2 separate regions of the Homo sapiens genome follow, and region 2 is linked to region 1. Evidence: read pairs that join two places in POLR2A ChIA-PET (ENCODE). Cell type or tissue: Panc1. All regions are shown on one strand. Each heading gives the region's core, and the rest is flanking DNA. Links, peaks and the distances in the headings are about the cores only.

Evidence for each region. Peaks named below come from ENCODE experiments on the same cell type or tissue, not always from the same donor. Only the 100,000 strongest peaks of a DNase experiment are listed, where the experiment ranks them.
Region 2: POLR2A ChIA-PET joins it to region 1 with 8 read pairs; 3 of 35 experiments call an interaction of 5 or more read pairs at or near these places.

What each region holds. Positions count from the first base shown.
Region 1 is chr2:26,425,129-26,429,524 of GRCh38, forward strand. All of the region lies in intron 4 of DRC1 (dynein regulatory complex subunit 1), which reads left to right. Among named protein-coding and RNA genes, the nearest start is that of DRC1, 25 kb to the left of the region's middle. In Panc1, for the core only: no CTCF peak of the experiment used is centred there; no DNase peak of the experiment used is centred there.
Region 2 is chr2:26,501,083-26,505,478 of GRCh38, forward strand. OTOF (otoferlin) reads right to left here. Exons shown (of 47, transcript NM_194248.3): 6 at 2,690-2,763; 7 at 1,218-1,344; 8 at 672-726. Among named protein-coding and RNA genes, the nearest start is that of OTOF, 55 kb to the right of the region's middle. RefSeq lists a silencer at 2,628-2,757. In Panc1, for the core only: a CTCF peak has its summit at 2,482 (motif pointing right); a DNase peak (open chromatin) is centred at 2,479; H3K4me3 peaks cover 1,002 bases; H3K27ac peaks cover 549 bases; H3K27me3 peaks cover 649 bases.

The DNA of each region.
Region 1 (4,396 bases), core at 95-4,094:
TTCTGTGATTTTGACTACTCTATTAGATACTTCCTGTGAGTGAAATCATACAGCATTTGTCCTTTTGTGACTAGCATATTTGGCTTAGTATAGATGGACTTCGTTGTAGCACGTGACAGGACTGCCTTCCTTTTTAAGGCTGCGTAGTATTTCATTGCATATATATACCACATCTTGTTTTATACATTCTCCTGTGAATGGACATTTGGGTTGGATTTCACGTTTTGGCTTTTGTGAGTAATGCTGCTATGAACATGGGTATACACGTATCTCTTTGAGATACTTCTTTGAATTATTTGGATGTATACTTAAAAGCAGGATGGCTGGGTCATATGGTAATTCTATTTTTAATTTTCTTAGGAACCTCCATACTGTTTTTTATAATGATTGCACCATTTTACATTCCCACCAACAGTACACAAGGGTTCTAACTTCTCTGTATTCTCACTAACACTTACATCCTGTTTTTTTGATAGCTTCCGTGTTGATGGTGTGAGGCGATATCTCATTATGGTTTGGATTTGCATTTCCGTAACGATTAGAGATGTTGTGCATGTTTTTCATGTGTTTATTGGTCACTTGTATATCATCTTTGGAGAAATGTCTATTTAAATCCTTTGCTTATTTTTAAATTGGGTTGTTTTTGAGTTATAGAAGTTCTTTATGTATTTTGGACATTAACCCCTTATCAGATATATGATTTTCAATTATGATTTCCTATTCCGTATATTGCCTTCTTAGTCTTGATTTTTTTTTTGATGTGCAAACATTTTTGAGTTTGGTGCAGCCCCGTTTGTCTATTTTTGATTTTGCTGCCTGGGATTTTGGTGTGATATCCAAGAAATTATGGCCAAATCCAATGTGCAGAAAGCTTGTCCTCTATATTTTCTTCTAGGAGTTTAATAGTTTTAGGTCTTTAATCGATTTTGAGTTATTTTTGTATATGGTATAAGGTAAGGACCCAACTTCATTCTTTTGCCTGTGAATATCCAGTTTTCTCAACATCATTTGTTGAAGAGACTATCCTTTCTCCACTGTATAGTCTTGTCAAAAGTCATTTGACCATAGATGCAGGGGTTTATGTATCATTCATTTATCATTTTGACCCTTGTCAAAGCCATTTGGTCATATATGTAGGGGTTTATTTCTGGGCTCTCTAGTTCCCTTGGTCTATATATCTATTTTTATGTCAGTACAACATTCTTTAATTCCTGTTGCTCTTTGCAGTTTTGTTTTTGTTTATTTTTTTTTTTTTTGAGACTGAGTCTTGCTCTGTCGCCCAGGCTGGAGTGCAGTGGTTTGATCTCGGCTCACTGCAACCTCCGTCTCTAGGGTTAGAGCAATTCTTCTGCCTCAGCCTCCCGAGAAGCTGAGACTACAGGCATGCACCACCATGCCTGGCTAATTTTTGCATTTTTAGTAGAGATGGAGTTTCACAATTTTGGCCAGGCTAGTCTCGAACTCCTGACCTCAGGTGACCCACCTACCTCAGCCTCCCAAAATGCTGGGATTACAGATAGGAGCCACTGCGCCCAGCCTGTAGTATGTTTTGAAACCAGGAAATGTGGGGCCTCCAACTTTGTTCTTTTCTCAAGACTATTTTGGCAATTTGGAGTCTCTTGAGATTCTGAATTTTACAAATTTTAGGATGGTTTTCCTATTTCCACAAAAAATGATGTTGGGATTTTGTTAAGGACTGCACTGAATCTATAGATCACTTTGTATAGTATGGACATTTTTAACAATATTGAGTCATCCAGTTCATAAGCACAGGATATCTTCCATTTGTTTATATCTTCTCTGATTTCTTTTAGTAATGTTTTACAGTTTTCAGTGTACAAGGCTTTTGCCTACTTTGTTAAGTTTATTCCTAAGTATTTCATTCTTTTTGGTGCTATAGTAAATGGATTATTTTCTTAATTTCTATTTTGGATTGGTCATTATTTGCATATAAGAATGCAACTGATTTAAAATTTTTTAAACATTTAATTTAATTTAATTTTTTTGAGACAGAGTCTCGCTCTGTCACCCAGGCTGGAGTGCAGTAGACTGATCTTGGCTCACTGCAACCTCCACCTCCTGGGCTCAAGTGATCCTCCTGCCTCAGCCTCCCAAGTAGCTGGGATTAAAGCGCACATCACCATGCCCAGCTAATTTTTGTGTTTTTAGTAGAGATGGGATTTCACCACGTTGCCAAGTCTGGTCTCAAACTCCTGACCTCAAATTACCCACCCACCTCCACCTTCCAAAGTGTTGGGATTACAGTTGTGAGCCACCGCACCTGAGCTTTTTTTTTAAATTTAAAATTAAAAAATTTTATGGGTAGGTGTATATATTTATGGGGTATATAAGATATTTTGATACAGCCATACAATGTGTGATAATCACATTGGGGTAAATGGGGTATCCATCACTTCAAGCATGTATCATTTCTTTGTGTTGCAAACATTCCAGTTATACTCTTTTAGTTATTTTAAAATGTACAATAAATCTAGCTGACCTTAGTCACGCTGTTATGCTGTCAAATACTAGATCTTATTCATTCTAACTATATTTTTGTGCCTATTAACCATCCCCATTCCTCCCTGACCCTCCACACTACCCTTCTCAGTCTCTGCTAACTATCATTCTACTTTCTATCTCCACGAGTTCAATTGTTTTAATTTTTAGCTCCCACAAATGAGTGAGAACATGCAAAGTTTGAATTTTTGTGCCTGGCTTATTTCATTTAACGTAATGCCTTTCAATTCCATCCACGTCGTTGCAAATGACAGGATCTCATTCTCTTTTATGGCTGAATAGTACTCCCTTGTGTATAGGTACCACATTTGCTTTATCCATTCATCTGCTGATGGACACTTAGGTTGATTCCAATTCTTGGCTATTGTGAATAGTGTGATTTTTGAATTTTGATTTTGTGTCCTGCAACTTTGCTGAATTTAAGTTCTAACAGGTTTTCCTGTGTGTGAAATCTTTAGTTTTTCTGCATATAAGATCATGTCATCTGTGAACAAAGATAATTTTAACTCTTCCAATTTTGATGTCTTTTCAAGGGATAAACTTTTAACTAGAAGTAAAAGCTTTGTCATAATTGTAGAATTATTAGCTATCTAATAGAAATACAGTCATGCATCACTTAATGATGGGGATATATTCTGAGAAATGCATTGTTAGGTGATTTCATTGTTGTGAGAACATCATAACATGTGCTTACACAAACCTAGATGGTATAACCTACTACACACCTAGGGTATATGATATAACTAATTGCTCCTAGGCTACAAACCTGTCCGGAATGCTACTGTACTGAATACTGTAAGCAGTTGTAACGCAGTGCTAAGTATTTGTGTATCTAAACAGAAAAGGCACAGTAAAAATACCATATTATGGCCGGGCACGGTGGCTCACGCCTGTAATCCCAGCACTTTGGGAGGCCGAGGCAGGTGGATCACGAGGTCAGGATATCGAGACCATCCTGGCTAACACGGTGAAACCCTGTCTCTACTAAAAATACAAAAAATTAGCCAGGCATAGTGATGGGCGCCTGTAGTCCCAGCTACCCGGGAGGCTGGGGCAGGAAAATGGCGTGAACCCGGGAGGTGGAGCTTGCAGTGGGCCGAGATCGAGCCACTACACTCCAGCCTGGGCAACAGAGCAAGACTCTGTCTCAAAAAAAAAAAATACCGTATTATAATCCTATGGGACCACTGTCGTATATGTGGTCCATCATGGACTGAAATGTTGCTATGCAGCACATGACCGTAGTATTTTTACAGCAAATGCTGTTCCAGAGTTTAGTCCTTAGTTAAGGAATGCAACTTAGTCTGCAGTAGATATGTTCTCGTGTTGGAACCTGGACATTAATTGCTCAGCTAGGACACTCTAGGCTTTCTGGGAGCTTGCAGGGAGATTTGCAGCAGGTGATAACATTGAGGGGTTTGGTCCTGGGTGCTTGTTAAGAGCTTTGCCCTGAGCAGAGTCCATTCCACTCCATCTACTATGCTTTATCTCAGGCCTTCTAAGACTCTTCTGAAACCACTTTCTCTTTGTACAGATGATTATTATTATTATTATTATTATTATTATTATTATTATTATTATTATTGAGACAGGATCTTGCTCCATCTCCCAGGCTGGTGTGCAGTGGTGCAATCATGGCTCACTGTAGCCTTGACCTTCTGGGCTCAAGCGATCCTCCCACCTCAGCCTCCCAAGTAGCTGGGACCACAGGCGTGCACCACCACATCTGGCTAATTTTTATATTTTTTTGTAGAGACAGAGTTTTGCCATACTACCCGGGCTGGTCTCCTGAGCTGAAGCACCTGCCTCAGCCTCCCAAAGTGCTGAGATTATAGGTGTGAGCCACTGTGCGCAGCCCTCTTTGTACAGTTTCATG
Region 2 (4,396 bases), core at 217-4,216, 76 kb after region 1:
GCAATGGAGGGTCCCTGGGCCCTTCCTGAGAGATGGTGTCCCAGCAGCCACCAGACATGCTCATCACCTGTCCTGCCTGCACTGTTGGCCACATTCACATTCTTACAGCTGTCAACCTCTCTTTGTCTCAGTCTTTTGTCTCTGGTCTTAGAAGCACACAAATAAAAAAGTTGTGTTAATCTCAGAAAATACAGAGAAGCAAAAAGAAGAAAAAAATCACTCACAGTCTCACCATCCAGAGATAAACAGAATCGTCATTACTTCCAGCAATCAAATAATACAAAACAACAATTTAAAAATCATGCCAGGAAAACTTTCTTCAAAGGCCCTTATTTTAACTGTTTGAATACTTTTTTGTAGTTCTTGGTCTCTTTATGGTTTTTCTAGGTGCTTCTCACTTTATGAAGTCCAATACTGAACATGAAATACTGGAAGGGCTTTGATTAGCATAGGCAGAGTTCTCAAGCTTTTCTTTGGGTTTGTATCTCTCTACTGATGATACTTCTAGGAATGCCTCCCAGGAACAAGCTTACTTTGGGAACTTATATTCAGCTTGTTGTTCTCTATGACCCCTGGATCCATGCCTCAGTATAGTGGATAATGCACATCCGGCTAGAATCCCCCACTAGAGCAGAGTCTGAAAGACATGAGGCCTCCAGGTGCCCACCTACCTGGTAATCCATGGGCCGCCCAGCACTTGGCTCCATCTTAATGTCTGGCTTAGATCTGAGGAAGAGAATGTACCATCAGGCCTGGGGTATGGGGACTGCTTGTTGGGGAGGAGGACACTGGCAGTGGTTAGACCTGGGAGTGGGCAGAGGGACAGAATCATGGTCTTTAAACACTCAAGCACTGCCAAGAATAGTGAGGATTAGTTGTCTTCAGAGGCCTCAACACAGAGAACTAATCAAAGGCAGAAGTAACAGAGAGACAGACATGGGGTCAATAGGTTCAAATATGGGGTGGGCAGGTCTGTGGCTTCCTTGGGCTGGGAGGTATTCAAGGACCTGAGAACAGGCCTGCAGCTGCTGTGCTCTGCTTTTGCAGGGAGAGAGGTGAGAAAAACACCCAAGGAAAAGCAGAAAAGGGTAAGGTTAGGTTAGGAAGAAGCCGTCCATGAGCCCTGATTCTTCCCTACCCAAATTCCAATCATGGCAAGCCAGGTCCTGCCTGACAGGGTGGGGGCAGCTGGGGTTGCAGGGCTCCCGTCCACTCACCGCTTGTTGGAGACATTAGTGGTGAGAGCTGTGACTGAGGCTAGAGACACCGAGTCGGGATCCAGTCCATCTCCTAGCCGAATGGCCAGATGGTCAAGGTCTTCCATCTCCAGCACCGCCGGTTCATCTGGGGAAGATGAAAGACTGGTTAGGTGGGCTGACTGATGGTGAGATAGTGACCATTTCTCCTTTTACTCTGGCATCCAGAAAGCTGAGAGTTAAATTCGAGGTTTACTTAGTTGCTACCGCTTAGAATATTATGGCCTGAATAACTGCAGTGTTTTTCTACCTAATCCCGATCTTGGATTTGAATGGCCATTATGTCTGGTCTTGCCTTTTTATTTTAATTGAATGCTCTTTTATTGTATACCACTTACTTAGGCACTGAATATCTCTTATGGAAGAAGGTAGGGAATAAAGAATCCATACTTTTGCACCTCTCAATAAATAGCTACCATTTGTTGGGTGGATACTCTCTGTTCCAGGCACAACACCAGGACTTTACATGACTATCTCTAGTCCTTAGAGCTGTGCCCTGCCAAGATGGGCGTTATTCTCATGTCACAGGTACAGAAACGAAGGCTTAGGAAGTAACTTATCCATATCAAACAGCTGATGGAATTCAGAACCTAATGCATTGGTGTGTATTCATCTAATGAGATGCAGACATGTGGATTCCGAACAGCCACCCAAGGATGCTGGGTTTGGTCCTCAGCCAGCAGCTGTACTCTCTCCATTTAAGAAGGTGAAGGGCACGGCTGGAATTGGCATGGGGGCAAGAGGGTGGGGGAGAGAGCCTGAGGGCCAGTAGGCCACAGAGGGGATGCTGGGGGAGGGCAGCCGGGAGCCCCGATGGTGGGCCCGTGATGGAGAAGATGGCCCCCTCCCAGCTCCCCTGTCCTCTCCATTTCTCCCCTTGTCTTCCTCCAGGCCTCCCGCCTCCTCTGCAGCAGCTGTCTTCCCCTCTCCAGTCGCTCCTCCGGGAGGGCCCAGTGCCACCTGCTGCTCCAGCCTCCCAGGCCCGGCCCTGCCGCGCCCTCCAGCGGCCCCAGGACCTCCCCAAAGGCCAGGCTGCAGCCTGGTGAGAGCGCTTGGGCGAGGCCTGCCGCCGACCCCGTACTAGTGGGACAACGGTTTCCCCCCAGAAATAGGGAGTTGGCCAAACAGCGTTTCTTGATGGATATTCTCTGCTCTAATTAAAACACTGGGCTTCTGCGTGAAGAAGGAAGAACCGGGAGCAACGAGGGCGGGAGGAGCCTTGTAACCAGGCACCCCCGACAGAGGGCGCTGCCCGTTTCCCTCCCTCGGCCCTAGGGCGTCTCCTTCCTAGAGGGCCACGCATCACTGGGTGGGGCCTGGCCCTGGGACGACCTATCCCAGGAGGGCCTTTTGGCAGCCGGGCAGGGGCTGGAAAGCGGCGGGAGGGCGCCGCGAGGCGCGGGGCTGCGGGGCTCACGCGGCACCTGTCCTACCTGGTCTTTGGGGCTCCTCCTTGTGAGACCGGTTTTTGCCGAGCTTCATGGCGGAGAACACGCTCCTCCCGGCTCTGTGAGGGGGGCCACCAGAATGAGGTGCAGGGAGAGGGACGCATGGAGGAAAACACACAAACACAGAAGAGCCAAACATGAGAGAACACATCAGAGAAGGGAGATGGACCCGGCCCCTCACCTACTGGTCCCGAGACAGATCGGGATCTGTCTTCCCAAATTGGGAGCCAGGAGGGGGAATCAGGGCAGTGAGAGACCCCTCCACTTCCGCCTTTGCCATCCTTTCACACACGGAGGAGAGGGATGGGGTCCCCAGCAAGCAGGGAACGTGGTCTTGAGCCGGAAAGAGCCGTTTTAACTGGAGCTCCTCTGGGTCTTGGACTTTTCAGTCTGATCCCAGCCCCTCAGTCTAGTCTCCTCAGAGCTCCGAGCCCTGCCAGTGTCCCCACGCTCATCCTCCCCGGCTCAGCTGGTTGGAGAGAAAGCCCGAGGACTGGAGACAGAGCATCAGAACGGCGGGGCAGGGACCAGAGAGGACTCAGGGGCAGAGGCCGATGAGGAGATGGGAGATGTGGTTGAAACGAGCTGTTCAGTTCTCAGATGGCCCTGGTGCTCAAAGCCTGACTTGTCTTTCTCCAACCTCTCCGTGTTCTGGGATGCTCCTTGGTCCCCATGAAAAAGGGGGAGATAGGCCCTTTCCCATCTATCTTCGGTCCTGGATTTTGCCCCTTCTACCTGTCCCCTCTCACTGCCAAATTCCCCTTTCCCCCAACCCCAGGAACTTATGGCAGGCTCCATAGTTCCTACCTCTTCCTCTGGCTTGCTGCGACCTTGTGCCCCCAGGTGAAGGGCCTTGCAGTCAGCGGGGCTGAGGAAAAGGGGCAGGGGTCCTCACTGTCCTTCAGTGATGTCCCTGCAGCCGAGCCTGTGGTTCCTGGCACCAGGAAGCCCCAGGAGCAGGATCAGCAGAGGGTAAAGTGCAGTGTTCCATTACCCCATCCATATTGCATGAGTGGATACCTGACTCTCTCCACTTCCCGTTCTCCCTCCTCCTGGGTATGGCCCCATCATCCTGTAGGTCCAGGTGGAGCCAGGTGTAGGCTCCAACCTGGAGCTCGCTTACAGCAGAGTCCACCCTTTTTGGGTCACACATCTCCCTGTGGAGGCTTGACTATGGTTTCTAAGACCCCAGATCCTTGTTCTTTATGCTGGGCAATAGGAGGTTGGGGAAAACCTTTCTGTCCTCAGGCAGATGACCTAGAAACCTCAAGCCCCTCTCCTCAGGATTGTGGGGCCAATCTTATTCCCCAAACCTGGCCCTATCCCAACCCCAGGACCTTTCTTTACTGTTCATATGCAGGACAAAGCACGTTCATATCCCAGTGAGGGAGCAATTGAGAATCACCCTTTTCACGTGGCAGCAGCTCACAATTTAGGGAACATTAGCATGTTCTTTGAATTCCTAAAAAGGAATGGAAGAAGGCTGATGTGTCTGCACTCTTCAGTAGCATACCATCTGAAATACGACAATGAGAAGAAAGGGAAAGAAAGAGGCTCTAAAATCAAAGCTGATGCCTTTGGAATTATTTTCAAAAGCTTCCTCCCTTCTGATGGGGGAGGTGAGTTACACACACACACACACACACACAGACACACACACACACACATACAGGCCAAAAAGAGACTACATAG